Regions from separate parts of the Homo sapiens genome. Here region 1 is linked to region 2. Evidence: chromatin loops called from intact Hi-C (ENCODE). Cell type or tissue: B cell. All regions are shown on one strand.

Evidence for each region. A loop is a pair of places that touch in the nucleus more often than their neighbours do. Peaks named below come from ENCODE experiments on the same cell type or tissue, not always from the same donor. Only the 100,000 strongest peaks of a DNase experiment are listed, where the experiment ranks them.
Region 1: it touches region 2 in a loop (14-fold over the local background); 4 of 110 quality-filtered maps call a loop at or near these places.

The regions. Positions count from the first base shown.
Region 1 is chr9:131,272,212-131,274,711 of GRCh38, reverse strand. The region is part of intron 1 of FAM78A (family with sequence similarity 78 member A); the gene reads left to right. Among named protein-coding and RNA genes, the nearest start is that of FAM78A, 3.0 kb to the left of the region's middle. RefSeq lists an enhancer at 1,223-1,292. In B cell, no CTCF peak of the experiment used is centred here; DNase peaks (open chromatin) are centred at 281, 831, 851 and 1,038; H3K4me3 peaks cover 2,252 bases; H3K27ac peaks cover 2,500 bases.
Region 2 is chr9:131,732,040-131,734,539 of GRCh38, reverse strand. All of the region lies in intron 1 of RAPGEF1 (Rap guanine nucleotide exchange factor 1), which reads left to right. Among named protein-coding and RNA genes, the nearest start is that of RAPGEF1, 6.8 kb to the left of the region's middle. RefSeq lists silencers at 664-958, 1,335-1,384. In B cell, no CTCF peak of the experiment used is centred here; DNase peaks (open chromatin) are centred at 99, 809 and 1,389; H3K4me3 peaks cover 2,397 bases; H3K27ac peaks cover 2,500 bases.

The DNA of each region.
Region 1 (2,500 bases), 460 kb after region 2:
TCTCATGGGCCACCTGTAAATGAGAGGGGTGGAGGATGGCGGGACACCAAGTCTGGTGGCTTCTCTACTTAATGACTCCAAAGTTCTAAAGGAAACATGAGGATCACAGTAACCCTTAAGTCCAGCGTGTGACAGTGACTGTCCCAAAGAGGTACATGGGGGGCACATCTAGAGGCTCTCACCGGCCCTCTCCACCAGCCTGATTTCTGTGCCAACCCCTTTGTGTCTCAAGAGCAGCTAGTAATCCAGTTCGGGGGAGGGGGTGCTGCCTTTCTGTTCTAAGCAGGGAAACATGATTCTTAGTTATGCAGTGAGGACCTTTTCTAAGAACGCTTAAGCCCAGAAACCTCCTCGGGCTTTGAAGGCATCGGGACAGTTGTAGAAACAAAAGTTTTCCTCGGGGTTTTGGGCTAAGCCTAGTTTCTTCCCTGGAAGGGGTAAGGAAGCCAGTGGGTTCTTCTGAACTTGGAAAGACATGAGCACTCACGGGACTGGATGCTAATGTGGTTGGTGCAACGTGTGGTGGGGAGGCCACAGGCCTGACCCAAGGTACAGACTCCAAGCCTCAGCTTCCCCATCTGTGCACATGGGCTTCCGATGTCTTGTCTAAGACTTGTTCTCCATCTGGTGACCCTGAGTAGGTGTGGGTGATGTGGCTGGAGCTAGGCCTGAGACTGGGACCTGAGACAACCCTGCCCTCCCTGTCGCAGTCCTGGCTTCCTGGTTGGAAGAGCCTCATGCCTTCTTAGGCAGATCTGGGCGGGAGGCCAGGTTCTGCCACTCTCCAGGATGTGGCCCTAGGCAAGTCCCTTTACTGCTCTGACCCTCAGTTTACACATCTGCAAACTGGGGCTGGCAAGAACCCCTTCCCCATGGCTTATTGTGAGAATCACTCAAGCTAACCAAATTCGCCATGCAGTCAGCCCTGCGCCAAGCTGGTGGTGAATACTTACCGCAGGCAGTAATGGGATGGGGATCATCCTTAGCGGTGTTGTGATTGTTACTGTTATTCTATCAGATGTGAGTGGCTAAAACTACAGAATTAGGACAGATGTCAGCCACACCGTGTAGTGAATTTTCTCCCCAGGCCGAGTCTTTCTCTGTCACGTAGGGCCCACTTCCTGAGTTTAAAACTTTTTAAAGCAGTGTAAGGCATGAAGAACTTGCGTTTTAAAGTGGCTCCAGGCCATTTTCCTTGTTCTCTCTCTGCCCCTGATGTTTCTCTTTGCTCCCTCTCGCTCTCGGGACTCCTCTTTTGCTGCAGGGAGCCTCTGTGTCCCACCCAGCTCATTCTCCCTGGGTGCACTGGCTGTGCAATCCCGGTTGGGATACACGGGGACCAGCCCCAGGGACAGGATGGAGTCAGAAGCTTCCTGGGAGGGGCGGCTTGGAGCAGTCGGGCAGAAGGGTCCACGTGTCTTGGCTCCTAGGCCTTGGCCAGGCAGCCCCCGGGGTTCCGTTTGGTGTCCGTCCATGAGGGGGAGAACTTCCCGTAGGCTGCTGTGAGGATTCAGCGAGAGGCCAGTATGGGTGACCGTCCTGTGGCTGAGACGTAGAGGAGGAGGCTGCCGAGTACTTGGTAGTAATCAACAGAATCATCCTAAGGGGCCGAGTTACCAAAGAACAGAGTCCCGGATTCAACCTGCACCCTTGAAGGGCTCATGGAGAAGGCCAGGATGCGGCCTTGCTTTAGCTCCTTGCTGAATGGAAATAGAAGCATTTAGGTGGGATTTAGTTATCTTTTTTTTAATTTTTATTTATTTTTATTTATTTATTTTTGAGACAGAGTCTTATTCTTGTCGCCCAGGCTGGAGTGCAATGGTGCCAATCTTGGCTCACTACAACCTCTGCCTCCCGGGTTCAAGTGATTCTCCGGCTCCAGCCTCCAGAGTAGCTGGGATTACAGGCATGCGCCACCATGCCCAGCTAATTTTTATATTTTTAGTAGAGACGGGGTTTCACCGCGTTGGCCAGGATGGTCTCGAACTCCTGACCTCAGGTGATCTGCCTGCCTTGGCCTCCCAAAGGGCTGGGATTACAGGTGTGAGCCTTGGGTGGGATTTAAAACCCCCTTCCTGTCTCCCCTGCCCCAGGCCTCCTGTGATGACTTCCATTTTCCAAGTTTTTAAGCCTTGTGGCATGAAAAGGAAAGGGAACAGTGGTTGGGGTGACCAGAAACCCCAACCAGCCCAGAATTGTTCCTCTGCTCTGCCTGGCCCAGGGTCAGGTAATTCTGTCTGTGCTGGTGGGGGGTGTCCTGTGCATGGTAGGGGGCTGGGCAGCATCCCTGGCCTCTACCCACTCCATGCCAGGAGCACATCCCCGCAAGCTGTGACAGTCAATAATGTCCCCAGGGAGGGCCTGATGTCCCCAGGAGGGGCTATGAAATCACACCTAGTGGAGAACCACTGGACTTGACCCAGACAATTCACATCCTTAAAATGAAACCCAGGCCCTGTGCTTTAGTGGCCCGGGGAAGGGACAGCTAGGTAGCGAGAGC
Region 2 (2,500 bases):
CACTCACCCGTTTTAACACTTACTGAGTGCCTCCTTGTTGGCAAACACCAAGTGATGCCTCGTGGCAGGGAGCCAGCAGGAACCTGTCCCTGGAGGCCACAGTCCAGGGGTAGAATCAGAACGATCTTGAACATCTCTGCAATTTCCTGTGGTTTTCAGAATGCATTTATAGACTACCTCATTTCATTTCATCCTCACAACAGCCCAGGGGGTGAGGGCAGGGCGGAGTATCCCTCTTTTGCCCCTCAGGGCAGCTAAGGCCCAGGGAAATTTGGTTGTTTGCCCAAGGTCATGCCCTGGAGAAGTGGAATGGGGAACCGGCCCCCTTTCTTGCCTTTATAGAGCACTGGTTAGAGCCTCCCTGGTTGCTGGGGACACAGCTTTCCATCTTAATTCTTCAGGCTTCTCAATCTCTTTTCTGATCTTTGAAAAAAAAGATCTACCAATGAAATTAAGGGAGGCTCACTACAGTCTTTAGACTGCGTCTGATACTCGTAATACTAGTCACATTAACAGTGCTGTAGAGAGATAAGAAATAGCACTAATGCCAGCTAAGTGTGTTTTTAGAAAAATCAACCACAGCAACCCCAAATGTTTCCTGGTCTCCAGAGCAGCTGTTGGCAGAGGCGGTTTGAATGGGATTCCTTGTAGCCAAGAGACCTTATAGGAGGTCTGTAGAGATGAGTCATGTGTGAGCTTGCAGAAAAATGTCTCCCAAAGTAGCCCGGATTGGAGATTGCCTTGAGTGCCAGGCTGGGTCTTACCTCAGGCCAGCTGAGCGTGTTCCCCATGGCCAGGATAAGATCACGCTCTGGAAAGAGGAGAGGCCTGACAACCCACCGCCTGCCCCACCCCGCGGCCGCCTCGCCGCCGGGACAGGTGTTCCTCTGACTCGTCACCCGTCTTGCCCCAAAGGCTGTTTTATGAGTAAATAAATAAAACCCACCGTTTGTGAATTATTAAGGGATCTGTCATCCAGCAGGCCAGTCATCTTAGTTTCTGGTCATCTGTTTGAGAACATCTTAGTTGTGTCCTTGGGTGATTCTTACCCTTTCCTGGGGCTTATTTTCCCCATCAGTGCCAGGAAGGAGTGGGACTCAAAAGGAGCGCTCCTCTGTTTGTGTTTTTAAGCTGTAGCCACTGCCCCCGCCAACCCCGCACCACCCCCCCCCCCGCCCCCGCCCCGGCTTTTTTAAATTTTAAGTTCTGGAATACATGTGCTGAACGTTCAGGTTTGTTACATAGGTATACATGTGCCGTGGCGGTTTGCTGCACCTATCAACCCGTCATCTAGGTTTGAAGCCCCGCATGCGTGACTGCAGGCCCTTTTTTATACATAAGAAGGCCATTAGGTAACCACTAATGGGGAAGCCTCTTTGAATGCAGTCCTTCCTGCTTAGCTGTGGCCGAGGCTCCTCCTTGGACCCTCCACCCCAAACACAATGTGAAAACCCACTTCCTCGATGCTCTCACAGCTGCCTCTACCAAAATCAACTTCCTCTGGGCTCTTTGTGCCTTCTCTTCCTCTAACATATAGTAAATTCCATGGAAATGCCCCAGATCAATGCTTGAGTAGAATGATGTTTCACTCATTCAAAATCAAAGCCCCAGTTTCCTTTCTGCAAGTTAAAAAATCAACAAGTGAAATGTTAAACAGATGATTAGCTCCGTGAGGGAGTGTGTCTACCACTGCGGTGCCATTACGGTGCCTTGAACGCAATAGGTGCTCAGTAAATACTTACTAAAAGAATGAGTGAATTTAGTTAATATTATCATAGAATGAATTTTAGTTTCTGGTTCCAAGTCTCAAATTATCTTTAGACGTAGCTTATTGTGGTTTCAAATTGCCAATTAGGATGTTTCTTGGTACATTAGTAGGACCAATATCTGATCAGTGGTGTGCAGTTAGTTGGGGGTTCTGTGTTTTCCTGTAGTCCTCTGAACACTAATGATGAGGTTAGGATCAAATTCCCAGAACACCACTGGGAGAACGCCAGGACACCGTGAAGGCTGAGCCGCCACTCGGTTCTGATGCCGCATCCATTGGTCAGTGCACGTTCTTTGAGCTTCCACTTGAGTGCACGTTCTTTGAGCTTCCACTTGAGTGCATGTTCTTTGAGCTTCCACTTGTAGTGACTGCCTGGTTCTTTGGGATGTGCAGGAGCAAAGCGCTCTTAGGTAATGCTCGTTCTGCCCTGTGTTTACAAACCAAGGCCTGTGCCAGCTCTACTCAGCCTGACACCCATAATGAGCACCATCCCAGGAATCCCTGTCCCTACTTGTTATTTTTTTTTTTTTCAGTTGGCCTTTGAATGTGATTTAGGACTGGCTTCCTGCAGCATTACTCTCTTTTCCCAGGATGACTGTGCAGCGTGTGCTGTCTAGGGCTGGGGTGCAGGCTGTTGGTGTGCCTCTGGCACCCCCTTCCTTCTTTGTCAAGAGGCATGGGCAGTATTTTCTTGCTACTTCCCCCTCCTCTGTGAGCTAAGGTACAGGGGGG